2 separate regions of the Mus musculus genome follow, and region 2 is linked to region 1. The links are chromatin loops, found by intact Hi-C in ENCODE. Cell type or tissue: left cerebral cortex. All regions are shown on one strand.

The links. A loop is a pair of places that touch in the nucleus more often than their neighbours do. Peaks named below come from ENCODE experiments on the same cell type or tissue, not always from the same donor. Only the 100,000 strongest peaks of a DNase experiment are listed, where the experiment ranks them.
Region 2: a loop joins it to region 1, with 2.7 times the contacts of the local background. A loop is called at or near these places in 4 of 42 quality-filtered maps.

What each region holds. Positions count from the first base shown.
Region 1 is chr1:181,270,722-181,278,721 of GRCm38, reverse strand. No RefSeq gene overlaps it. Among named protein-coding and RNA genes, the nearest start is that of Gm39718, 12 kb to the left of the region's middle. In left cerebral cortex, a CTCF peak has its summit at 5,670 (motif pointing left); DNase peaks (open chromatin) are centred at 2,871, 3,204 and 5,642.
Region 2 is chr1:181,348,377-181,356,376 of GRCm38, reverse strand. Cnih3 (cornichon family AMPA receptor auxiliary protein 3) reads right to left here and starts at 3,749. Exons shown (of 6, transcript NM_001160211.1): 1 at 2,871-3,749. The coding sequence starts at 2,951. In left cerebral cortex, no CTCF peak of the experiment used is centred here; DNase peaks (open chromatin) are centred at 2,570, 3,335 and 3,817; H3K4me3 peaks cover 3,071 bases; H3K27ac peaks cover 2,318 bases.

The sequences.
Region 1 (8,000 bases):
GTAATTGGAGGGAGGAGAGGAGAAATGATGTGTTCTGTTTTCATTAACTTTTTAAAGTTATTAACAAATAAAACTACTTCTTAAAAAAAAAAAACAGGAATGAGACCATGTGTCCATCCTCTCAGCTTTTGTATTGCTTTAAGTCTTAGCAACATTGATAAAATAATAGGAAGAAAGAAGAAAGAGAGAGAGAGAGAAGGAAAGAAAGAAAGAAAGAAAGAAAGAAAGAAAGAAAGAAAGAAAGAAAGGAAGGAAGGAAGGAAGGAAGGAAGGAAGGAAGGAAAAGAAAAGAAAGAGAAAGAAAGAGAGAGAGAGAAAGGAAGGAAGGAAGGAAGGAAGAAGGAAAGAAAGGAAGAAAGGAAGGAAATATAAGTAGGAAAAGCCAAATTGTCACTATTTTCATACCATGTGCTCCTATACTTAAAAATCCCCGAACCAGAAAACTTGCAGATATGAAAAAAAAAATGCTTTCAAAAATGTCCTGGGACAACACAAAATCAACATGCAAAATTCAGTAGATTTTTCTAAACACCAATAATGAACCTTCCAAGAAAGAGATCAGGGGAAAATACCTTTCACTATGACTTCAAAATAAACAATTTGGAATGAACTTAGTCAAGGAGAGTAAAGAACTCGCCAATGGAAACTTTCAACCTCTAAGAAAAAAGGTTAAGAAAGCACCAGAAGACGGAGAAGCCTCTTGTGCCTGTGATCGGCAGAGTTAGTATTTTGAAAGTGTCTACATTATCAAAGGCAACCTCTAGATTCAATGCAATCCCCATCAAAACAATGACATTTCTTCACAGAACTGGCTAAAACAACCCAAAAATCCACACAGATGCACTAAAGAGCCCAAGGAGCCAAAGTAATTCCACATAGAAAGAGCATAGAGGACCGTGTGCCAAGAGCACAGATCACAATGCCTGACTTCAAATTATACCTCTGAGCATAGTAACAGAAACAGCATGGTACTGGTACAAAAATAGGCAGGCAGACTGAAGGAATAGAATAGCAGACCCAGAAATAAACCCACCTTACCTCCAATAAAGGTGCCAAAGAAAAAGGAAAAAGACCTCCTCTATGATAGATGCCCTAGGAAAACAGAAAAATGAAAATAGATTCTTATCATTCAGCCCATTAAAAAAAATCATTTCAAAATAGATTAAATGCCCTCATGTGAGACCTGACACCTAGAGACGGAAGCAGAAAAACTGGGGAAATATTTAAGATGTAGGCACAGGCAAGTACTGTCTAAGAAGGGCCCACGAGCACGGGAAGTGGTGAATGGGATTTCATGAAATGGAAAGATTCTGTGGGAGCTGGAGAGATGGGGGTGGGGCTGAGAACACTGGCCGCTGCTCTTGTTCCCAGAACCCATGGGCAGCTCACAAGTCCGTAACTCCAGGTCTAGGGGATCTAATGCCTCCTCTGAACTCCTCGGCTGTCCTGGATTCAGTTGCTGTATACACTGCTGTACCCTGACTGGCTTGGAGCCTCATTTGCTGTATAGACCAAGCTGGCCTCAAACTCACAGAGATCTGCCTCCCTCTGCCTCCCGAGTGCCAGCATTAAAGGCAGTGTCACTATGCCCAACAAACTAAAAACTTTTTTTAATATTTATTTTATTTATTTATTTTATGTATATGAGTACACCGTAGCTGTACTGACGGTTGTGGGCCTTCATGTGTTTGCTGGGAATTGAATTTTAGGACTTCTGCTTGCTCTGGTCAACTCTGTTTGCTCGGTCCCTGCTCGCTCTGGCCCAAAGATGTATTCACTACTATAAATAAGTATTTTATGTATATGAATACACTGTAGCTGTCCTCAGACACACTAGAAGAGGGCATCAGATCTCATTACAGTTGGTTGTGAGCCAATGTGTGATTGCTGGGATTTGAACTCAGAAAACTTCGAAAGAGCAGTCAATGCTCTTAACCACTGGGCCATCTCTCCAGCCGCAAACTAAAGACTTTTAACAATAAAAATTGTAAACCAAAAGCAGGGAATGGTCTATAAGCAGTGGTCTTCACAGCTTCACACGGTCCCACTGTCATCATTCACAAACCATCAGGATCTTGAGGGGCTCTGAGGAAGGTGGCAGCCTCACCCCTGCTTTTCTCTCCAGTGAAAGACGACCCTCACAGACAACCCGAGTAAGTGGCTCTACCCAAGATCTAGTTCTTAAGTCCTCAAACATCTCAAAATGTGCAAGAAGTACAAATGCTTTTTCTCTTTAAAAAAAAATCTTGGTTGAGTAGTAATTATGTGAGACAAGGCATATGAGAGGAAGGGAGGTCTTTAATCCGTCACATTACAAGGGACAACGATGACAAGCACTCATGTCTCACAAGTTAACAGTGTGTAAGTTACCAGCTCGGTTTGAAATATTGCTTTTCATATTGGGAATAAGAAATCTAATCCGAAGTATAAATTGCCCTTGAGATATTCATTAATGACTGTAGTAAAGCAGGACATTGCAAAGTACACTTGCATTATCTTTCCCACATTTTTAATTGATACTTAAACATGTGCTTTACAATGTGCATAACATATTGCTGCTATAATAGAGGCACAGAATTGCATTAAATGCACATATACCTGCCATGAGGTCACATTCAATACTGCTTGCTGCTGACATTGGGGACAAAATGGGCTTGGGAGCCACTTTCCTAACCCCCTCAGAAAGTCTCATCCAAACCCTCCCCGTTCTTGCCAGGGAGGCTCACATCCTCAGTGGAAAAAAAGGAAAATGGTTTAAAAGAATGATCTTAAGCAAAAAGAATATAGCTAGAGGACCCATAAGACATGACTCTAAAACATATTCCTAAGCTACAGTAATGTAAACAGTCTGGTACTGGCATACAGAAACGGTGACAGACAGATGGTGTCTTAGTCAGGGTTTCTATTCCTGCACAAAACATCATGACCAAGAAGCAAGTTGGGGAGGAAAGGGTTTATTCAGCTTACACTTCCATACTGCTGTTCATCACCAAAGGAAGTCAGGACTGGAACTTAAGCAGGTCAGGAAGCAGAAGCTGATGCAGAGGCCATGGAGGGATGTTTCTTACTGGCTTGCTTCCCCTGGCTTGCTCAGCTTGCTTTCTTTTAGAACTCAGGACTACCAGCCCAGGGATGGCACCACCCACAATGGGCCCTCCCCCTTGATCACTAGTTGAGAAAATGCCTTAGGGATGGATCTCAAGGAGACATTTCCTCCTTTTTCTGTGATAACTCTAGCTTGTGTCTAGTTGGCACACAAAACCAGCCAATACAGATGGAATGTAGGAAGAACCTAGAAATAAAGCACACATGGCCAAATAATTCCTAATTTCTAACAAAGGTGCCAAGGACATACATACCCTTTGGATTTTTTTTTTTTTTTTTTTTTTTTTTTTGGTTGAATGGTTGGTTGGCTGATTGGTTGGTTGATTTTTTAAGACAGGGTTTCTCTGTGTAGCCTCTGGCTGTCCTGGACATAGCTCTGTAGACCAGGCTAGGATTAAAGACATGTGTCACCACCACCTGGCTCAAAAATGTAATCAATAGGTTGGGAATGTAGCTCGGTGGTAAAATGTTTGCCTAACATGTGCAAAGCCCTGGATTCAACCCCAGCACAATAAAGAGGAACTCAAAATGGAGTCAGGCTTAAATGTAAAACCCCTGAATCGTTTAAATAAAAAATAGGGCCAGTGTCCTATGGCAGAAGTCTGGGCAAGTATTTTTGTTAAGCATGGGAATAAAAGCACAGACATCAACACTAGACAAATGGGATGAGGTCACAGTGAATGCTTCTGCACGGAAGACAGACAACTGTCAGAGTGAAGAGGCGACTTACAGAGTGGAGCTCTGGGAACTACCCAGCCAATAAGGGGTTAACACCAGACCATGCAAAGACACAGAAACAGTAACAAACCATAGTCAATCAATCCAAGTGGTGGTATAGCGCTTTGGTAGAGTGCTTACCTAGCAGCACAAGGCCCTGGGTTCAATCACAGTACCACCAGATAGATAGATAGATAGATAGATAGATAGATAGATACATACATACATACATACATACATACATACATACATACATACATAGACAGATGGGCTGACTGACTGACGAACATACATATAGGAAATGATCAGAATGAGCATTTCTCATAGAAGCTGTGTGGCATCTTCCTCTCTTTCCCATACATGCACACATTTACATTCACACACAGGATGGGATATCTATTCAGCTCTAAAATGTAATCGGGCTGTCATGTGGTCAACACAGATGGACCTGGGGCACATAATATTCAGGGAACTAAGCCAAGTACAGAAAGACAAACACTGCGTCTTTCACTCTGCTGAAAATGCTGAGCCCACAGAAGTAGAAACTAGAATGGTGGTCCAGAGGCTGGGAAAGGACCCAGGCACTGGGGGGAGGCATTAAAAAGAGTGGCTAGTGGATAGGATACGTAGTCTCAGCCAGACAGGAGGAAAGGGTTCGGATACTTCATTACACAGGACAATGTTCATAGCAGTATTCTATTGTATAATTCAAAGTAGTTAGAAGAGATTTTAAATTCCTTATCACAAAAAAAAATCATAAGAAACATAAATATCCGGAGAGATCAAAGGCACCCTATAGCGATGGACCATCAGCATCTGTCCAAACACACAGCTGCTGCCAGCACCATAAATGGGTGGCTGCCTCCCAACCCTGTCAGAGATCTGCTAGTTTAACTGGACTTTTAGCCCTTTGGAGCCATAAAGACCCCAGTCAAATTCCAGCTCTGTGACTCACTGAGATATGGAAGAACTAGAGACAGACCAGTCCTCTGGCCTGTGCAGACGCAGAAACAAAAGTGGCCGGCGGGGGGGGGGGGGGGGGGGGGGGAAGCTCCGGGAGCACTTCTATGTTGATGTTAATTAAGATGTGTTTAAATTATGTGCAAAGTGGGGCAGGCATGTGCACATGAGTGCAGGTGCCTGTGACAAACCAAGGACTCAGATGAGCCGGAAGCTGAAGTTGCAGACAGCTGGGAGCTGCCCCTCGTGCAAGAGCAGTACCGGCTCTTAAAGGCTGAGCCATCTCATCTGCCTGATGTTAATTCTTTAATATATAATTTTCAAAAATATTAACGTTGCATTTGGATAGTTGGTGTCTTTATGTAGTTTTTACAAAAATGGGTGTTAAAATACTAAGTAAACGTAAGATAGCTAGATTTGTGTGTCCGCAACTGGGGAGATGGAGTTTCAGAAATGTGCTAAGGACAGCCTGGGCTAAAAGACCTTAAATGCTTGGGGTCAAAACTCTGCAGCTATTCCCAGCTTGTGCACAAATGAAATCATTGCAAAGCCTTTGAAACAACTGCAGGACTTGGACAAGCACACCTCTGCCCTAGAGCATCACCCCTGGGGTCCTAAGCTCTGGCCTTGCTTTAAGAACTAACAGGAATCTAAGATGGTTCTGCTGTGTAGGGTGACAGCCTCTGCTACTCTGTGAAGGCGAGGCCTGGGGCGGGGGGGGGGGCGGGGGGCGGGGGTGTTTTCACAAAGAGTGCACTCTACTGTGTGCTGTGGGAATCTACAAGAAGTGTCCAGTTACCAGGGAAAAGGGGGAGAATGGCTCTGGGCTCAGGCACTGCCCGGCATGGTCCGCCGGCCAACTGTGCGGGTTTGTCGCCCCCTTCTGTCCCTTGTCGGAGACGGACATCGGTGCCCTGGAGGCTCACCGCGGGCGAGCTCTAGGTTAGGGTTGGATCTTGCAGAAAGGCACCTGAACCCTCAATGGCTAGAATCCAAGAAAGCAAAGGAAACCGAGTGGAGCCTAGAAGTGCCAACAAACCGCGTGGCTCTCAGTATTTCTCCCACGCCACTACACTGCTCACCTGAAGCCTGAGAAGAAGCAGGACCTGGGAAAAAAACTCCAAATCTCTTAGGGCAGTCACTCCTCTCTAGACTCAGAGTTCTTGGGTGTCCCCAAAGCAGAATTGGTTTCTGCGCTAACCCCAAAGGAGCCTGAACAAACACAGAAAAGCTTCCAGACATTCTGTAAGGATCAGCCAGTCAGCCTAGCAGTGACCTGGGGACCCCAGGAGTGGCTCAAAGGGATATGGGCTTTAGACAGGGTCCTTGTTCTCCAGGAACTTTCTAGAGAGGGAGAGGGGAGGGAGGGAGAAAGGAGGGGGGAGAAAGGAGAAAGGGAGAGGGAAAGAGGGAGAGGGAGAAGGGGAAGGAGGAGGGGAGGGAGGGAGAAAGGAGGGGGGAGAAAGGAGAAAGGGAGAGGGAAAGTGGGAAAGAGGGAGAAGGGAAAGGAGGAGGGGAGGGAGAGGAGAGAGGGGAGAGGAGGGGGGAGGGGAAAAAGGAGGAGAGGGGAGGGGAGGGAGAAAGGGTGAAATGGCCAGTGGTACTTGCTACCATTTACTGAGCCCAGCAATTTGCCTCCATTCCCCAGAGAAACAGCAATGCTGTAGGTCAAAAACCTACCCCAGTAGAAGAGGAGTAAAGATGGAGGGACTGAGGTTCACAGAGACCAGAGAGCACAATTAAAGCAAAAGGCCCAGTCTTCAGCCCTGACTGGTCCCAACCCCACGCTGTCCACTAGCATTGTCCGATTACACACATGGAAGGTAGACATAGAGGACACGCGCCCTGGGTGACAGTGGTCACCCTGGGTGACAGGCTGGTGGGTGGGGTACGGTGAGAATGTGCAAATGTTTAACTCCTGTCTTTCAAAACAAACAAGGGTCAGTGGGTCTGGAGAAATGGCTCAGCCATTAGGGTGCTTGCTGTTCTTCCTTCCAGAGAACCAGGGTCGGCTGCTCACACACACACACACACACACACACACACACACACACACACACCACAGAATTGAAATTTAATCATAAAAGAAGTTTTTGAAGTCCAAAATACATTGGTAGAATGTTGTTAGTAAGACTATTTTAAGGACCAAAGGTAGATTAGAGTCTTTGCTCAACAGCCACCTGTCCTTGATTTTATTCACAGCTTGCTCTCTCACGGGCATGCTCTCTCTCTCTCTCTCTCATTCTAGTAAAATGTTAATTGTGAAAGTGTTGATATTTATTCATTTTGGGTTAAAGATAACAGGCTGTTCGTTATCTTATTTTCTGTGTGGCTCTATATTTAATTTTTTTCCTAACTGATATTTCCAGAGAAGAAGCAGAGATGATGAGTGTCTTCATGTGACATGGTGACACCAGTGCGGCCACTCAGCTGTCACAGAGCTTCACCGGCCCAGGCCTCACTCTGCATGAGCAACCCTTCTGTCTGGGGACTTTTGAGCAGTTGACAAACATGAATTAATGGCACCTCCTGTCACCTCCTAAAAGTCAGAAGGGCACGTGACAGACTGGTGGAGACCGTGCCTGGCCTGACCTCACACTGACAGTTACAAGCTGAATTGAGAGTGCATCTGAGACTCAGGCTCCAGCCTGAGCAGAGCTGAGGTAGCGTCTCCCCACATGCTGTAATAGCTTCAGGGTGCAGTGTGGCAAGATGCCAGCCTTCCCACCCTCACATCAAGCCCTGGTGAAGATGTCTCCTTCCATAGGCAAATGGAGATCTCCTTCAGGAACAGCCATGTCCTCTGGTCCTCTATCTTACATGCACAGCCAGGCTTGTGTAAATGCTGGGCTTGCGGTGGCATAGAATAGCTGTTTTTCTGTGACCACCTCAAGAAGAGCAGGCACCTATTTGCATGAGGACAGTCATGGGAATTTGTGGGGAGCCTGGTGAGAGACCCCCTAATCCACAGTCCCACAAGTCTGTGGGCTTTAGTTGTACAGGCCCAGAACCCAGTCTTAAATTCTTTTTTTTTTTAAGATTTATTTATTTATTATACGTAAGTACACTGTAGCTGTCTTCAGACACACCAGAAGAGGGCATCAGATCCCATCACAGATGGTTGTGAGCCACCATGTAGTTGCTGGGATTTGAACTCAGGACCTCTGGAAGAGCAGTCAGTGCTCTTAACTGCTGAGCCATCTCTCCAGCCCCAGTCT
Region 2 (8,000 bases), 78 kb before region 1:
AGCAAGAAAAATGCACTCAAAGATGGTGGCTGATGTGAAGTAACTTCATTTGAAGACAATGCAGATAGATTTTTTTCAAGGCAAAAAAAAAAAAATATATATATATATATATATATATATATATATATATATATATATATATATAAAGACTTAAATGTGCTGCTAACCAGCCTCATGTATCTTTGCTTCTAGACATCCAGGGGAGACTGGGGGAGGGGAAGCAAAAATAACTGGAGATACACCTGGCAGGTCCTCTCCAAACTACATAGTGGATAAATAGTAACTTCTATTATTCTCCTTAAGTAGGTATGCACCTGTACAAATAAATAGGAAAAAGGAAAAAAAAGGAGGGAAAATACCCCTACATCTCTTTTAGCCCAGGGTGATGACATTTTAACCACTTTTTATTAAATGCCAACTCGTTACTTGGGATGCCAATCCATTCTAAGCATGACTAAGTATGATTCAGCAGATCAGGGAATGTGTAGAAACATAAGATGCCAGAAAGAAGGCAAACGCACCGTCTACTAACTCTCCTAAATTTTTGATTGAAACGATTGCACCATTCAACCAATGACCCACTGTGTGTGTGTGTGTGTGTGTGTGTGTGTGTGTGTGTGTGTGTGTGTGTCGGGAGGTCAGAGTGTTTCTGAGTTCCCCTTTCAGTGTTCAGGTACCAGAGTTCTGTGGTGGGGGATTGGACTGCTTGATTCAGAGAGAAGGAAAGGACTAGGGAACAGGGACTGACCCTGCTGTCACTATGTTACTTCCACCAGGGGTGCCACCAGGACCTGATTTGGGATTTGATTGTGTTGTCCTCCTCAGATTGGGAGAAGAGAGCTGAGGGCAGAGGCCAGCACAGGACATGCAACTGTCATTCAGACGTCTCTTGTGCAACTGAACTGTCCAAATTCTCTACTTTATTAACTGGTCCTAGAGTTTTGTATATCCCTCCCCATCCCTACACACACACACACACACACACACTGAGGGAAAGAAGAGATTTCTTTCTGGTGACCCACCCTGCTTCAGGAGCCAGTGCAGTGAACATCAAGTCTGAAGGAGTCACGGGTGCTCTCAGGACCTCCCACTCTCCAGGCAAAGCAAAACCAGGAAGAAACACCAAATTAAGTATTTGCCTTCAAGAATGTATAAGCCTTTGCAAATATGAAGAAGCTGAGAAAGTTCCTTTAGAACAAGGGAGCAGAACTCTGCTGTATGATTGAGCACTTCCTACCTGGAATCCCTGTTCATCCTATCCAGGAATCAATCTCTCTCTTTCCTCTCCTTTCCTCTCCTTTCCTCTCCTCTCCCCTCCCCTCCCCTCCCCTCCTCTCCTCTCCTCTCCTCTCCTCTCCTCTCCTCTCCTCTCCTCTCCTCTCCTCTCCTCTCCTCTCCTCTCCTCTCCTCTCCTCTCCTTTTCTTTTCTTTATAATTGCCAACATCCTCAAAGTCCAACTGTGTGCAGTAGAACAGATCCATTATTCCAGGGCAGAGAGGACAAAATCCCATCACATCTAACTGACTTTTTCTATTAGCCCTCAAATTCCTACATCGGACACCCCCCCCCTCTTATTTCTATATCCCTAAACTAAATGATATGTGATTATGCAAGCTTAGGAAGAAGCGGAAGCTTAGATGTGATCTACAGGGTCTTTTCAGGACCGGTGGTTAGAAGTCCCTTCCTCCTCCCCAGGCGCGTTCCCTCTGCTCCTTGTCACTTGGCCCCTTAGAGCAGGAGACTCAGGGAACTATGTTAAGATAAACCCTCTCACACTACAGACCACTCAGACAAAACATCAGCATCTCAACTGCGCCTCAGTCTTCTTCCTTCTAGGTCATCTCCTGTTGTACACAATCTCTCCAAGGCTCCCCAGAGCCAGGCCTCCAGGAGCTCATCTCAGGGTCCCTCCATCACCTCCAACCCTGCTGGAAGGGCAAGACTGAGTTGTTAGTGGTGCCTGTCAATCACTGGAACCTTGGCCCTTCTGATCGGCCTTTGCAGAGTGAGAAGAGGGCCCATAAGCAGCCTCGGAAGGAAGCTAGTGGGTCAAGGGTTTGTGAAATGTGACACAGTCCCCAGGAGATCAGATCCTCCTGTGTCCTCCTCCTTACTCCCCTTTAGGAGTCCTCCGATCCACACAGCTCCACACACCACACCTGACGATCTAGGACCCGTCTGCACTCCATGGCGAGTGGAAGCTCGTGCCCTGGGGATGATGGGACCTGGTCAGATCTACAGCACCTAGAGCCTTATTTATCCCGGTCTTCCTCCGTCCCTCTTCTCTCTTCACTCCCATCTCTCTTGATTTCCCTCCCTTCCTGCCTGGCCTCTCCCTGCTTCCTCTTTCTTACAAGGCGCTCTGGTTGTGTTTCCACTTCGTCTCCAATTATGTCTAAACGCAACCCACCACAGATGCTGACATTTTAAATGTTTAGTTGTTATAGTTACTTGACTAATTGCCTGGGACACTGGCAGGGCTTCTTCTCTCCTGCAGGCAGGAGAGAAGGGAGTGGGGTGCGGAAGCCCAGCAGATGGGGTTTTGAGCCACTACTCCTGGCCTGGCTGGGACACCTTGCCACGCCCAGGAATGTGCCCCGCAGGGAGGCTCCACCAGTCACTGGCTCCAGCCAAGGCAGGTAGGCGCCCGGCGCGGTACCGCCTGGTCTCAGGATGCCAAGAACTGTGTCTCCTGCCCCGGGACAGGGGAGATGGACAAGGTCTGCCCAGAAAGTACTTCTGCCTGACCTCGCGGTCCGCCCACGCCTGCTATGTCTAAAAGGCCGGTGAAATGAGGAAATGAGGTGGGCGTGGGGGGAGGGAGGACTTTGGGGTACAGGAGAGTTAGAAGCCTCTGCAGGTTACTCACGTGCCAGATAGCGAAAAAGATGAGCGCAGCGCAGAGCACCAGGGACAGCATGTAGCAGAAAGCAGCGAAAGTGAAGGCCATGGCTGAGGACCCCGGATCCCACCACACACAAAGCCGCTCCCTGGAGACCAGTGCCTTCCCAATTAGCAGTCAGAAAGATGTCTAGTCTACACACTCCGGGTAAAAACCCAAACGACTAGAAGCACCCACGACAAGCAGAGACAGAGTTGAGGGTCAGCGAAGCCCGGACGATTCTGGCAGGACTGGAGACCCGGGACTTGGAGCGCCCACAGGCACAGAATGCCTCTGGTAGCAACAGTCCCCCTAGCCGAAGAAGAAACCTAACCAGCAGAGAACACCTGCAGACCAGTGTCAACTAGAAAGGTTCTCGAAACTAACAGGCACCGGGTGCGAGGACTCCACTCTGGACCAGGCGAGGAGGTCCGGTCCTCTGGAAAGAGCTCTCTCTGTTGGTGCCCAAGCAAAGAGGTGGGGTGAGCACGACACCCAGACTTCAACAGCCTCCGGCCAGGTGCCTGGACTCCGAATCCCAAAGCCGCTCTGTCCCCAGAGCACAAGTCTTGAGGTGGGCCAGGTCCCGTTAGCCCTGCGCCCCGGGCTGGGGTCTCCCAGCGCAGCTATGCGCACTGAGATGCATCCGGCCCCGGACCCAACCGCGTCCCCCGGCCGCCGGCTTCGGTAACCCGGTGCCTGGGAAACTGGGTCGGGCCGGGGCGGCGTGGGCTCCAGCCTGGAGGGCCAGCTCCCGGCCAGGCGGCTGCGGCGCGGGTTTCCGGCCAAGAGCGGCTCGCAGCTGAATGGGGCTCCACCTGCTGCTGCTGCTGCTTCTGCTGCTGCCGCGGGCGCCGCGAGGAATGCGGCGCTGGGACCCCTCCCTCGCGGCGCCCCACCCTCGCCGGCTCCAGAGCGCGCCCTCCCCGCGGGCGGAGACTGCAGCGGCAGCGGCGGGGGCCAGGGAGGCGGCGGAGAGAAGATGCGGTGCTCGCCCGCCTCTCGTAGGAAACTTGCGGCCCCGCGCGCGCGGAGGCGGGAGGGGCAGGGACTCTTTGAGCACGTGCGCCCGGAGAGAGTGGGAAGGCGGAAGGCTATGGCGACAACGCGTCGGCCGCCCCTAGGCTTCCAGCCCTTTGGAGCACACCAGAGCAGGGAAGTGAGGGATCGAGGGAGTGGAGGGCTCCTGTTGGTTGGGTCCTGCTTAGGCAGATTTCCCAAACTGTAATCTACTTCTGATCTAGGGTGCCTTTACTGCTCTACCCTGTGCCCCCCATAGGATTCTGAATCAGCGCCCATCCCTCGCATCCTCCACTATCCTGCTCCATCTGACCTTGGGATTATTGGAACCTGGTCAGTGGGGAGTGGGAGGTGGGGGAGGAGGGGATAAGGCAAGGGTGCAGAAAGTGTTTCTGTGTTGCTCTGTGGCATTACTAAGAGCTTACATTACTAAGAGCTTACTGTTGAAAGCAGACTCGCTCCTACCTCCAACTTTCTTAGCCTCCTTAAATAAAACCTGAATAGCAATTGAGTGTCTTCAAACCCAACAGGACCTAGCAGGGAGCAATTGGTACCCAGTCAATCCGTAAATGTAGGGACCTCTGTCACAGAGGTTAAGCATCTTAAAAAATTGTATCATAATTGCTCAATAAAAAAAAAAAAAATCCAACCCTGCAGATAGAACTTGGATTTCAGATGAGTCAGCACAGGAAGCAAGAAGAAATGTCCTGAGAGACGAGTAGCAAGCAAGTCCCCCGGGAATCTGAGGTGCACCTCAGAACATCGGATTATGTACAGAAAAGAATGCTTCGCTCCCATCCTCCCCAACCTCTGGATCTTACAGGCTTTGGCCCCTTTTCTGCCACCTCTCCATGATGGTCCCTGAAACTTAGGGAGAAGGAGTGTGATATGATTGTCCATTTGTGGCTGGCTGAGCACTCCACTGCACTTTGACAGGTCATGTATTTACCTTAACTGCCCTCCACGGCACAAAACAACTTCCCTCATGAGATCTAAGAGCTGCACCAACCTATAGGTATAGAGATACAAAGTTAGAGGACAGTTTGATACTAGTTCCATTTAGCAAAATTGTAGAGAGTGTCCTCTGGACATGAACAATTCCCCAACCATGGATTCTGGGCCAGATATATAGTAGCAGGCATGAGTTTCCTCCTCAAAGACCTTAAACCCAGTCGGGAAGCAGCTGATTGCCCCTTTAACATTCATGCCACTGTTGTGCCCATGGCATATCTTGCCACATTGTCATTACTCAGATTCATTGGGTTCACAGCTGGTTAAGACTGTTGATGAGCCACACATACACTCAGAAGCCTGCATAGCTCCTTGTGGTACTATGAAAGGTAGAAAGCAGAGAGGAAACTCCCTAATCAATGCTAGCTTGATTTCTCCATCTCCTGTCTTCTGCAATAGAACCTTATCATCAAGTTCTGGTGGGCAACCTGGAGCAAATGACAATATCCCTTGTTCTTTGCTGGTCTCTGAGACACCCCTAAATTCTACAGACTCTCCAAGTACACAAATCTCAAGATTTGGTGCTAGGTCCCACTATGAGAGAGAACATGCAATGTTTGTCTTTCTAAGTCTGGAAACTCTTTACTTTAAACACTGAATAGACACTAATGAAAAAGCATTCCGAGATGTTTCTGAGATCTTGGCTGGAATGCCAGACTTTCTTTGTAGCAGACATGAGCATAGTCTGTAGAAGGGATTCCCATGGCATGTTTCCCACTGACACCATTTTTCTGAAGTATGAGTGATAAAGTTTAATATATTGTCTAAGGTGTTACTCTCACCTCCACAAGATCAAAGGGGTTTAGATGTCTCATTTTAAATAAATTATTAAGATGCTGTATGTGAGAATTTCCTAGAAAATACATATTTTACTGTCTTGATTTATAACTTGTCAAATGAGTTGCTTTCTCCCTTAAGCAGGTATGCCTTCCAACAAGTGGAACCATGAATTTAAAATGAATGTATACTTATATAGACACAGTTATTTTTTAATGACTATTGAATATTTCATGTTTGAAATGCTTGATTATGCTTAAGTACATGTCGGGTAGTTTTAACATTTGAAGTATATTTTCATAGAATTTTAAGTTGTTTTTATCAACATTTGTTGAATTCAGATTTTCTCAACTATTTTATTGAATAAAATATATTTTATTTTTAATCAATCTTTTGACTGGTAATTATAATTTAAAAAATTAAACCCTAAACTTTTATATAATGTGATTGACATGTTGATGAATGTGTGTGTGAATTATAGGGATTATTCTTAGTTTGCAAGAGACCTTTATGATAAAAGAGAGATTTACAAGCAAAAACAAATAAATTTGCTAACATGTATATTTCATATACCCGTGGGAGAAGCACAGAGAATGAGGAATTCTCAAAGAGGTGGCTTTGAATCCTAGCTTATATAACATCTTCAAATGACAGTACATTTCCTGAGAGGTGTCGGGCAGAGGAAAAAGACTTTAAGAATTGCAGGTGTAGTGACTTGGAATAGAACAAAGAACAGACAGAAGGGATGAGGGGAGGCAACCATGGGCTCATTTGAGTAGATGGGTTCTGGGCCAGTACAGTCCAGAACTGTAATGTGTGGTCACCTATTCTCCATGATAGGAGAATGTGAATTCATTTGTGTTGGCTGGAGGGGAGTCTTTTGTCTGTTTGAGTCTGTCTAATTGTAAGGTGTGGTTAGCTATTCTCCAAGGTAGGAGAATGTGAATTCGCTGTTTGAAGGGGTGTCTTCCATCTGTCTGAGTCTGTCTCCTGCCTGTAAGCAGGTAGCTGGATGGCAGAGCTCTCCTGCATAGGCCCTGTCTTCATTGCTTTCAACTCAGTGATCATTCCTGTTTGGGGGTGATATAGTCAGGTCCCCCACAGTCTTTTAAGAATCAATTCTGAGTGCCATTTGGATCCATCATGTCAGCAACAACGGTGGGAAAACCATGTTTTTATTAAAATCATAAAACTGTTTTGTATTGAAGAAATAAAAAGTGTGTTGCTCTGTCCTAGTTCTCTTGGTGTGAAGGACAATCAGGGCATGTGGCAGACCCTCCAGGATGCAGCTTATTATAAACATCCTTGTGTCCTCCATAGATGCAGGTGACTGGGGTGTATGGCTGGCAATGGAACGCTAATAAGTGTATCTTTAGTCCATTGTTTCTCTATTCTGAGATAGTTTTTGATATTTTATTGATGAATTCCCCAACTTGTAAATATTGAAACACTGCATTTACAATGTATGCAAGAATTGCAATGTGCAAACGATACATCTGAAGCAGTGATTATTAGCATCAGGGAATAACCATGATTTCAATAATGATAAGACTGAGAGGCACGCAGCAGGGAGTGCTTTGTAATAAATAAGTACATGGGAGTCCCATCTATCAATGGCCCTGGTGACATCTCGTCATGGTTAGCCTGAATTAATGAGTTTAATTTAAAATTTAATTATTAATTGATTTTTTTTTACCATGTTCTGCAAGGACCACCATACTGCTTACCAGTCAGAACAGAGATCTTTCAATGCTGTGTAAGAGTCAGGGCAGGTACACTAATGGATGTTGGCTGAATAAAAACTAAGGTGGAAGGAGGAATGACTTTAAAGACAAAGGCTTTTTCTACCTTGGGGAAAGCTTTGTCCCTCAGAAGATGTCTGGGGGATGCCTGGGATTAGGTGAGGAGACAGAAAAGCTCTGCCAACATCCAGAGGGAAGCAAGAAGCAATTTTCTGCAGACTGGAGAGGCTGGGGCCAAGGCTTTAGAGAAGAAAAGACACACACGTTATTTCATGCTGGTGTTGTAGGAGACACAACAACTGTGGCTGTGTGGTGCTAGTTAGGCTTAAGCCTTCAAGGATCTCCAGCCAGCAAAGACAAGAAGGCCAGAAATAAAAGGACCAAGACCCAAGAAGACCCTGTGTGGACCTGGCTTCTGGTACTTCAGAATTGTACCAGCCCCCCACCTCCAGCATCTTTGCCTAAACTTGTGAGCATCTTCGTGCATTCCTAATAGCAAATCTCCTTCTAGTCAAGCATCAAGAGGGCTCAAAGTTAGATTTAAACTATTTTAAACGGAGCCGGAAGA